Linked DNA regions of Homo sapiens: region 2 is linked to region 1. The links are chromatin loops, found by intact Hi-C in ENCODE. Cell type or tissue: upper lobe of right lung. All regions are shown on one strand. Each heading gives the region's core, and the rest is flanking DNA. Links, peaks and the distances in the headings are about the cores only.

What was found. Peaks named below come from ENCODE experiments on the same cell type or tissue, not always from the same donor. Only the 100,000 strongest peaks of a DNase experiment are listed, where the experiment ranks them.
Region 2: it touches region 1 in a loop (9-fold over the local background); 88 of 110 quality-filtered maps call a loop at or near these places.

The regions. Positions count from the first base shown.
Region 1 is chr5:58,465,458-58,470,845 of GRCh38, reverse strand. No RefSeq gene overlaps it. Among named protein-coding and RNA genes, the nearest start is that of PLK2, 8.1 kb to the right of the region's middle. RefSeq lists enhancers at 1,950-2,119, 3,823-3,872. In upper lobe of right lung, for the core only: no CTCF peak of the experiment used is centred there; no DNase peak of the experiment used is centred there.
Region 2 is chr5:57,491,725-57,497,112 of GRCh38, reverse strand. RMEL3 (enriched in melanoma 3) reads right to left here. Exons shown (of 4, transcript NR_186596.1): 2 at 2,888-3,038; 3 at 196-333. Among named protein-coding and RNA genes, the nearest start is that of ACTBL2, 12 kb to the right of the region's middle. RefSeq lists enhancers at 2,162-2,221, 1,620-2,819. In upper lobe of right lung, for the core only: no CTCF peak of the experiment used is centred there; a DNase peak (open chromatin) is centred at 2,272; H3K27ac peaks cover 1,295 bases.

The sequences.
Region 1 (5,388 bases), core at 251-5,250:
AAGGTCAGGAGTTCGAGACCAACCTGACCAACATGGTGAAACCCTGTCTCTACTAAAAATACAAAAATTGGCTGGGCGTGGTGGCAGGCACCTGTAATCCTAGCTACTCAGGAGGCTGTGGCAGGAGAATCACTTGAACCCAGGAGGTGGAGGTTACAATGAGCCGAGATCGGGGTCCTTGCACTCCAGCCTGGGTGACAGAGTGAGACTTCGTCTCAAAAAAAAAAAAAAAAAAAAAAAAGAGAGAAAAAAGAAAACATTGGAGAAAATCTGCAGGACATTTGTCTGGGCAAAAATTTCTTGAGTGACACTCCGCAAGTACAGGCAACCAAACAAAAAATGGACAAATAGGATCACATCAGGTTGAAAAGCCTCTGCACAGCAAAGGAAACAATCAACAAAGTGAAGAGCAACCCACAGAATGGGAGAAAATGTTTGCAAACTACCCATCTGACAAGGGATTAATAACCAGAATATAGAAGGAGCTCAAATAACTCCACAGGAAACTCTAGTAATCCAATTAAAAAATGGGCTAAATATTTCAATAGACATTTCTCAGAAGAAGATGTACAAATGGCAAACAGGCATATGAAAAGGTACTTAACATCATTGGTCAACAGAGAAATGCAAATCAAAACTACCAAGAGAAATGCAAATCAAAACTATCTCACCCATTTATATGGCAAATATCTAAAAGACAGACAGTAACAAATGTTGCCAAGGATGCGGAGAAAAAGGAAGTCTTATACACTGTGGGCAAGAATGTAAATTAGCACAACCACTATGGAGAATGGTTTGGAGGTTCCTCAAAAAACTAAAAATACAGCTATCATATGATTTGGCAATCTCACTTTAGGTATATACCTCCCCAAAACGAAATCAATATATCAAAGAGATATCTGCATTCTCTTGTTAAAGCACTGCTCACAGCAGCCAAGATTTGGAAGCAACCTAGGTGTCCATCAATAGCTGAATGGATAAATAAAATGTGATACTTATAAACAATGGAGTACTATTCCGCCATAAAAAAGAATGAGATTCTGTCATTTGCAACAACATAGATGGAACTGGAGGTCATTATGTTAAGTGAAATAAACCAAGCACAGAAAGACAAACGTCACATGTTCTCACTTATTTGTGGGATCTAAAAATCAAACTCATTGAACTCATGGAGATAAAGAATAGAATGATGGTTGCCAGAGGCTACGAAGGGTAGTGGGGGGATACAGGGGGTCGGGGGGGAAGGTGGGGATGGTAAATGGGAACAAAAAAAATAGGAAGAATGAATAAGACCTAGCATTTTAGTATTTGATAGCATAAAAAGGGACTATAGCCAATAATAATTTAATTGTACATTTAAAAATAACTAAAAGTGCATAATTGGATTGCTTGTAATGCAAAGGATAAATGCTTGAGGGGATGGATACCCCATTTTCCATGATATGATTATTACACATTGCATGCCCTGTACCAAAATATATTATGTACCCTATTAATATGGGTACCTAGTATGTACCCACAAAAATTAAAAATAAAAAAATAAAAAATGTACTTCCTATTTCTGTTGTCTGAATGGGCCTAGACTAAAAAATAGCGAATAGAGTTTATTAAAACACTTGAAAAGTATAAAAGTCCATGAAGCCACAAATGATATTAAAAAAGCAGTAAATGTGAAAACAAAAAGTTTTTGCCCACATTGGATATTACTATCATACCAATCTTTATTTGAAAAATTGGTAATTAAAAAGAGTGAATTAAACATTTATTCTGTTTGTAGTGCAGGGTAATAAAACAGCCTCAGTTGCTGAGGAAATACTTTTATTGAAGAATACTAAGTAATAAATGGACAGTATCAGAAAGTCACCATTTTGCAACCACAAATGAAATAACTGATTCCATTAAGAATTATCAACATGGGATCAAGTCATCTGATGAATGGCCAATGGAAACATTTTCCCACATTAGCTCACATATTATCTGCCAATAACAAGGGAGGCACTGCACATCTACAGTGGTGAGACTGGGCTGCCACCTTCCTAATACTGTAATCAAATTGACTCTCAGGAATAGTAAGACACTATATATCTCCTGATGGGATATTGTGGGAATTATGGAGCGTTCTCTATGACATATACTTACTAAAACGTGCTTAACCCAAATCTAAATCAGTCTGCATTTCTAACTAAAAGTTTAAAAGACATACAGAATACAAAACAATACATTAAATTAAACCAACAGAAAGCAATAAAACAAATCCAGAAAATGAACATTTTGCAAGGTATCTGGCCTGGTCTCTTTGAAAAGTCAAAAGCAGGGAGTAGTGACTCTTGCAGATTGAGTTAGGAGTCATAGCAGAATGCAGTCTAGGGTCCTTCATTGGCTCTTTGAACAAATCAGTTATAAAATGGACTTTAGGAACAAGTGGGAAAATGTGAATATGAACTAGGTATTAGATATTTAGGAATTATTGTTTATTTTATTAATACAAGGTGTGTAAAAGGTATTATCGTTACATGAAAATCTCCTTTTTTAAGAGATGCATGCTGAAGTATTTAGGAATAACATGTTATGATGTTTGTAACATAAGTTTAAATGAGGAGAGAGAATTGTTGACTTTGGAGGTGGATATATGAATATTCACTGCACCCTTCTTTCAACTTTCCTATGCATTTTAATAATTTTCAGAATTTTTTTTAAAGCCTCTCTGCTGCCTTCTTGTCATTGCAGCTCAGCTTTATTATTACTGTGAAGAGACCAGCAGCCCATTCTTTCAATCTCTGCCAAGTCCAAGTCACTGCCATCCTCAGAATGCCATCCCTTTTCCACATATCTGTTTGGTCTTTGTAGTCCTGAAGTCCCAAAGACTCAGTTGGGTATGGAAGGAAGAGGGGAACACTGTTTGGCCAGAGTGCATTTGGGTTTCCCACGTACAGCAGATCATGTCTATAAAACCAAAAAGTATCTGAAGCAGGTCTTAATCAATTTAGAAAGTTTATTTTGCCAAGATTAAGGACATGCAACTGGGAGGCAGGTCTGTACCTTTCTTCAAAGATGATTTTGAGGGCTTTAATATTTAAAGGAGAAAGGGTGGACATCAGGGAAAGGGGAATAAACTTTTAAGAGTTGTGGGTAGATAAGAGACAAACGGTTGCATTCTTTTGAGTCATTGATCAGCCTTTCACTGAATATACAATTTACATGTGAAAGGGAGGTAGAGGAAGAGTCACTTATGCCTTGTCTAGCTCAGTGAATCTACATTTTTTACATCAGCAATCAGATATGCATTTGTCTCAGGTGAGCAGAGAGGTAACTTTCTGTCCTGCACCTCTGAAGATAAACTATCAATTTACACTGTCAGGGTAAAATTCAACAAAACTGTTTTAAGGTAAAGATCTTGGGGCTCACAAGGAATTTCCTAGTGGGCCAATTGTGAGGGAGGTATGTAGCTTCTTTTTTTTTTTTCTTTAATCTCTGTAGCTATCTTATTTAGGAGTAAAATGGGAGGCAGGCTTGCCTGAAGCAGTTCCCAGCTTGACATTTCCATTTGGCGTAGTAATTTTGGGGCCCCAAGATTTATTTTCCTCTCATACGTCCTATTCACACAACCACTCACAGGCACATACTCATGGCCACATGTTCTTTAAGGCTCACTCGAAGCCTGTACCATTGTGGCCTCCCAGGCAGAGACTGAGAGTAGCACACCAGCCCCTCCCCTTCCCTCACAGCAGCTAGGAGGCAGCTTCCTTCACTTTCGAGGTCCAGAGCTGAGTCATCTTCTTCATTGCCTGGTGGTGACAGCCTCCTAGGTGCTTGTCCTCTCACTGTCTCTCTCTTGTCAATTCCCCAAGTCAAAAGCAAATTTTTAGAAAGGCAAACAAAAACAGTGCTTATTTGTTGTTCTTTCTCCCTGTCAGTTCCGTTCAGTTTTGTTGAATTCCTTTCAGTAAACCAGATGCTGGGAACAGTATCTCTCCACTCTACCTTGGGTTAAACTCCTTCTTGTCCATCTCTCCTGCCTTTGGTAGTTTTTCTTCTTGCCCCTTCCTTTCTCCTGAATATTAAATAATAACTAGCATTATAGATTTCCCACCATGTGACAGGCACTGTTCTAAGCACATTCTATGCATTGGCTTGTTTAATCATTATAACAATTGTCTTAGCCCCTCTGGGCTGCTATAACAAAATATCACAAAACTAGGTGGCTTATAAACAATAAATTTATTTCTCACAGTTCTAGGAGCTGGGAAATCCAAGATCATGTTGCTAGCAGATTTGGTATCTGGTGAGGGCCAACTTCCTCACAGATGGCACCTTCTTGCTGTGGTCTCACATGGTGGAAGGGGCAAGGAGTATCTCTTCAGTCTCTATTATGAAGGTATTAATGCCATTTATGAAGGCTCTAACCCCATGAGCTAATCACCTCCAAAGACCCACCTCTTAATACCATCACAATGTAGGTGAGAATTTCAACAAATGAATGTTGTGGGAACAAAAACATTCATACCATAGCAACAACCTTATAAAATGTTGTCATCCTCTTGTTACAGAAGAAGAAACTGAGACATAGAGAGTTTCAGAAATTTGTGCAAGATCAAATCTAAGAGGTATCTTGTTTTCTCAATAGTTTTATATTTATAAATGTGTCTATCTAACAAATAATTGAGTTTTTACTCTGTCATGTACTATTCAAGGCATGGGGAATATAGCATTAAACTAAGAAATGTACCTGTCCTCATGAAGCTTTCATACCTGTGGGGAAGAAAAGTAATAATCAATTAAGCAATATAAAGTATTTTCGCTGCACCCTATACTTATAGTATAAAGTGTGTATTGCAAACCTTGATGAGATGATAGAATGTAACAGAGAGTGGAACACAAAGTTCTCTTTGATGAGCCAAATCACATCCTTAAAAAATGTTTTTATATGTATTTTTAAATAGTAATGTATTCTTCTGGTTCAGACATTAAAACACATAAAAATGATCAGAAAAGTAAATAATCTTCTCACAAAAATATGTAAACAAGTAAACAGAAGAAAACCTATTATTATTAGTTTGCTATTAATCCTTCCCAAAAGTTTATGCTTTATGCATAATTAAGGCTATAAAAATATGTTATTTTCCCCTCATTTTTTATTCCAAGGAAACATATTTTACTATACCATACACTATCCTATACTTGCTTTCCACAGTATTTATTTTGGAGATTTGTGTGTGTGTGTGTGTGTGTGTGTTTTGAGGCGAAGTCTCACTCTTGTCCCCCAGGCTGGAGTGCAATGGTGTGATCTCGGCTCACTGCAACTTCCGCCTCCCGGGTTCAAGCGTTTCTCTTTTTTTTTTTTTGTATATATATTTATTGTACTTTACGTTCTAGGGTACATGTGCACAA
Region 2 (5,388 bases), core at 329-5,328, 970 kb after region 1:
CAGACTTCTAGGAATAAATATTTTTTTCAACGCATTCAAGCAATCAGGTATTCTATAAGCCTTCATCCTTCCCTTTGAAACATTTTTCTGGAGCCTCTGTGCCCCACTTCTGGGATTTGCTGCTCTCCAAGCTAGTTTCACAGCTATGGCATCTGCATCTCCCTCCCCGTCGCCCTGGAGATTTCTTTGGCATACCTTCTGGGTTGAGGTTTTTATTTTCAGGGTCTCATGTTTTCTTCTTTCTTGATATTTCCTCTGGTTTTCTTGGAGCACATGGGCTGATATTAACTAAGAAGAGGTTGATGGGAGATAAATCGTTGAGTCTTCATGTGTCTGAAAAGGCATTTATTATTCCCTCATATTAATTGTGAGATTGGCTGGGTATAAAACTCTAGTCTGGATATCATTTTCCCTCTGAATTTCCCATTTTGCTATTGACAAGACTAATGATACTTGGGTTCTCATTTTTATGGTTGTGATTATTGGGAGTTTTTTTCCAGTTAAAGCTTTTAGGACCTTCTCTCTCTGCCAGCGTTCTAAACTCTCGCAATGATGTAAGGTGTGATGTGTGTCCTTTCACCTATTTGTGAGTTAACCAGTTCGAGCTATAGGTTTGCCTCTCAGTTCTGGGCAATTTTCTTAATTCATTTATTTTGTAATATCCTTCCCTCTGCTTTTTTTTTTCCTTTCTGTAACTTCTAGTAGTTGGATATTGTACCTGTTGGATTCATCCTCGAATTTTTTTTTAAAAAAATCCTTTTTGTGTGTGTCTGTCATTTTGGTATACTTTCTGGGATATTTCCTCAACTTTATCTTCCAACAATTCTATTAAAATTTTCATTTGTGCAATATTCTTTTTAAGCTCTAAGAGCTCTTTTTGTTCTCTGAATATTTCTTTTTTATAACATTCTCTTCTTATTTTATGTATGCAATATCATCTTTTATACTCAGAGGATATTATTTATAGTTTTGCCTTTGTTAGCTTTTTCTTTGTTTCTATTCCTTACATTGTCCCTACCTCCTTTCTGTTCCTTTTGTTCCCATTGTTTCTGTTGATTGTGTCTTTCAAATTAGAAGCTTTTGTCAAATAGCTGATGTCCCTGGCTGTCCCTTAACCTTTAAAAGCAAGGCAATAAAAAGCTGACTGGAAGCTCTGTGCCTTAAGGAGACAGGCTGCTCTGTAGGATGATTTGGCTGGGCTTTTGATTGAGGGATCCCTAAAGTTGATATCTGTATGCCTTTCCAATTAGGCTCATCCACCCTCTTGCCTAAGGGATAAAAGCCTGGCTGCCAGCATGTTCTTGAAGGCAGGTTGGGAAAGGAGGCTGAGGACCTCTCTATGCACTATGTAGACTTTTACATAATTCCTCTGTGGAGTCTATTTTACAACAGATGTGGTTTTATAATACAAATTAGCTCCTACGCAGTTGGTAAATAGAAAAATTATGTCAGTATAATGCAGAATTAATTTATATGCAATACTTCCTCTGCTCAAGAAAACAGGATGTGGAGCAGAAGTATAACCTTCGGTAGGAAAGGAAAAAGTTTTTAATGGTTGCTGCTCTGGCAATAGAAACCGTTTGCCTGTGGTTTGAAAATTAAAAACAAGTACTTAAACCTGGGCTTCACCCTCGAAGCGGCTACACCCCACACCTGTGGGACTCTTGACTCCTGGCAGGTGGTATTGTCTCTGTGGCACCTTCAGGGCAGCCACACTGACTGAGAAGGCCACTTCTACTGCATTGTCGGAGTTCCTACCAGCTCTGCTCTTGTGTATGTGTTACTAACATTCTCTCTCAATTATTCCTCTGACTTCACAACAATTGTAACAGGCCCCAGCCACACGCAGCCTGCCTCAATAGTACAAGTTAATTTCCTGAGTATCAATTATTGTCTTTACTAGTGCTTTGCATAAGTTGTGAATTTTCTACCTCAATCTTTTTTTGCACATGGCCTTACTTTTTGTGTGCAAGTTTGAAAACTGAATTTTTCAGGAATCTCATCCTTATTGTGCCTTAAGCTTGTTTCCAAAACTGGCCACAACTCTTTCTTTCCCTGTAGCCACGTTCCTTTGCAATGTGACTTTGCAGCCCTGTCCATCAAGAGGTAGACCCTATCCCTCCCCAGCTCTTGAATCTGAGCTACACTTGTGACTTGCTTTGCCCAACTGAATGCATAGAAGAGACACTGTGTCAGTTCCAAGCCTAGGCCTCAAAAGTCTTTGCATGCCTCGACTAGCCCTCTTGGAACCCTGCCCAGCCACAATGTAAGAGCCTGGGCTTTGCCTACAGGAGGAGAGCAGACCACATTCACCAGAAGTGAGTCAGCCCGGCTTTCCCAGCTAAAGCTTCAGAGATAAGGGGCAGGGTTGGGGAGGAGTTCTCTGATGAATTTGCTTTTTTATCCGTATCTTCAGCCTATTTCCCTGTTTCTGACCCTAATTTGTCCCCACTTTTGGAAGTTCCTAGGTTTCCATTACTGAGTCTTTCTGGGACTCTAGTAAGACCACTTTTGCTTCTGGGCCTCCCCCACTCCCATGGAGGCTCTGTTTCCTCAGGGCTGAGTTACCACTGGTTCACCTCTCTCTTGCTTTAAAAATGTTATTGCTGTTATTGTTATTGTCCTGCTCTCTTTATCATTGTTTTTAATGTCTTTTTATTTCCTTACTGCAAAGTTTAGTGGTGTTTGGAGAGAACATGTAGATAAACCCAAGTGTTTAATCTGCCAAACTTAACAAGAAGTCTCCTCACTTCATTTTACAGATGAGGAAACAGAAGTCTATGAAGCTAAGTGGCTTGCCCAAAGCCACCTGAGTAATTAGTAAAAAATCTGAAACCACCTAGAATTCTGGAACCACTCCAATGTTCTTTTCTCTATTCCATGCTACCTTTGCAATTATGTCAGGAAGCCCATCTGATGGAACGAAATCCTCCCCTCATTGAATGTCTGTAGATTTCTTCTGTGCACATAAGATTCTGCAGTGCCATCGTCTGTTCCAGCCTTGACAAATACAGTGAGAAGCCAATTCAATCAGCATTCTAAAATATACAATAAAAGCATATTACTTTTCCCTGCTGATGTTTAAACCATCATCCACATAGAATTGCAAATTTTTGTATGCTCGCAGATTATGTGTAAACTCTCAGGCACAAATTAGAAACTATTCCATCAGTGTTTAAAATTCTAACTACATAAACAAATGCCTGTGCTCTAAACTGAAACAAATTGCAAGGTATACAACGTAGCCTTGTTGGACAGGGCAATGACTTTCAAGCCAGTAAGAAATGGCCAGAACAGGTGCTTCAGAATATGCTAATAACCTTTCCTGACATCCAATGGCCCACAGATATCTAGTTACAGGTATCTAGTTTCTGCCTATAAGCATCACTGATTATGCAGAAGAGCCTGCTTCAGATGTCAGGGTCACTTATGCGAAGCCTTCATATCATCTCCCAGCCCATTCCGGGGATGTGCTCAGCATCTCCACACAACTCCAGTGGGCATCAAGTCAGTGTGGAGCATCATAGGAGCACACAGAACATCCCATACCTCCAAACCCCAGGAGTAAAAAAGCACTACATCTAGATAGGTAAGAGACATCTCCTGTCTTGTCTCTTCACATCTAGACACTGCCTAAATCAATGAATCCCAAAAAACAATTTAGCTTCCATAGAGAATGTTGCCACACCTGACACAATAGAATGAGCCTCTGCCTGGTTTACAGAACTCAAACCACTCAAGTCAAACACTAGATATTTGCTTCAGTGTCTTTCACCAATTGTCTACCTCACTTTAGCCATCCCAAGCTTCCTTTTCTTGTGCTAACAATAGATTCCTACCCAATACATGGGGTTGGCTCAGTACCCATTAGGATACCTGCCAGGAATGTTGTGCTACCATTCTTGACCCTGCTTCACAGTGAATAGGCTCCACTGACCAGAGCTGAGCAAGCATCCTGGAGAGTCACAGAAAATGCAACGAGTGTTGCTAATATTTTGTCCAATTTTTGCTCTTACCATGCAAACTGCTAAACACTTTAGAGGCATCATCTCATGTCAATTCCAAGACAACTTTATGAGGTAAATACAATTATTATCTTCCATTTACGGAGGAAGAAACAGACTTGGGAAGCTCTGAAACACCCCACTTTACAAACCTAGGAAGTGTGGGAACAAATCTAGCTTTGCCAGATTCTAGAGTTGTATTCTTAATCACTATGTTTCCATAGTTACTGCAGGACCAGCACAAGGCAGAGAATTTTAGTTTTTATGTGGCAGCAAATTTGGAGCCCAGGAGATTTTAATATTCATGACTTAAGAGTTTTATGACCGTGGTCTCTAGAAAGGTTTGGGGTTGGAAGAGTTATTCACCAAAGTACTCCGGAAATTAGCTAACTATGAAGGGACTAGTGCCTGAACTAAAGCAAAGCAAATAGGGGCAGAAAGCAGCAAAGGTTATAAGAAATATCCCAAAGAATATTCAGTAGAATGTGATGTCATACTATACTTTGTTTTTCAAAAGTGAATTAAATGAGGCCGCGCACGGTGGCTCATGCCTACAATCTCAGCAGTTGGGGAGGCTGAGGTGGGCAGATTACTTGAGGCCAGGAGTTCGAGACCAGGCTGGCCAACATGGCGAAATCCCGTCTCTACTAAAAATACAAAAAATTAGCCAGGCATGGTGGCACACACCTGTAATCCTAGCTACTCAGGAGGCTGAGGCACAAGAATTGGTTGAGCCTGGGAAGCAGAGGTTGCCGTAAGCTTAGATTGTGCCACTGCACTCCAACCTGTGCACAGAGTGAGACTCTGTCTCAATTAATTAATTAATTAATTAATTTAATTAAATGGTTGAGTCAAATGTAATTCTCAAATTAGAAAATTAAGTGATTTTTCAAAATATTGAGAACATTTATATAAACAGAGCACTTGGGAGAAACTAATAAATTTGGTTTAGCTATGTTAAGCTAGAAATTAAATCTATAACATGTTGAAATGTTAACATAACCCAATCAATCTTCAGTTTAAAAATAAATATGGGAAGTACAATAGTCAATGAGTAAACAACTAGAGTTGGAAATCCATGTTCTAGACACTGTTAGAAATAGAATGTGAAGATGATACAGAGAGTATAGTGAAGGAGAAAACCACATACATAAGTAATATAAAACAAAAAGAGAAAAGAACTACAATAGCGATATAAGCTACGGGACTTTAGAGATGCATCAGATTCACTCCTCCTGGGGAAACTGGTGAGAATCTAAGATGGGCTCTCAAAGATGGATTAAATGTCAAAGGATAGAGAAGGTGGGAAGGACATTTCCAGTGGAGTAAGCAGTGTCAGCAATTCTGAGTGACGGGCTCTCTAGGAGTAGCAATTAGTTCCAAA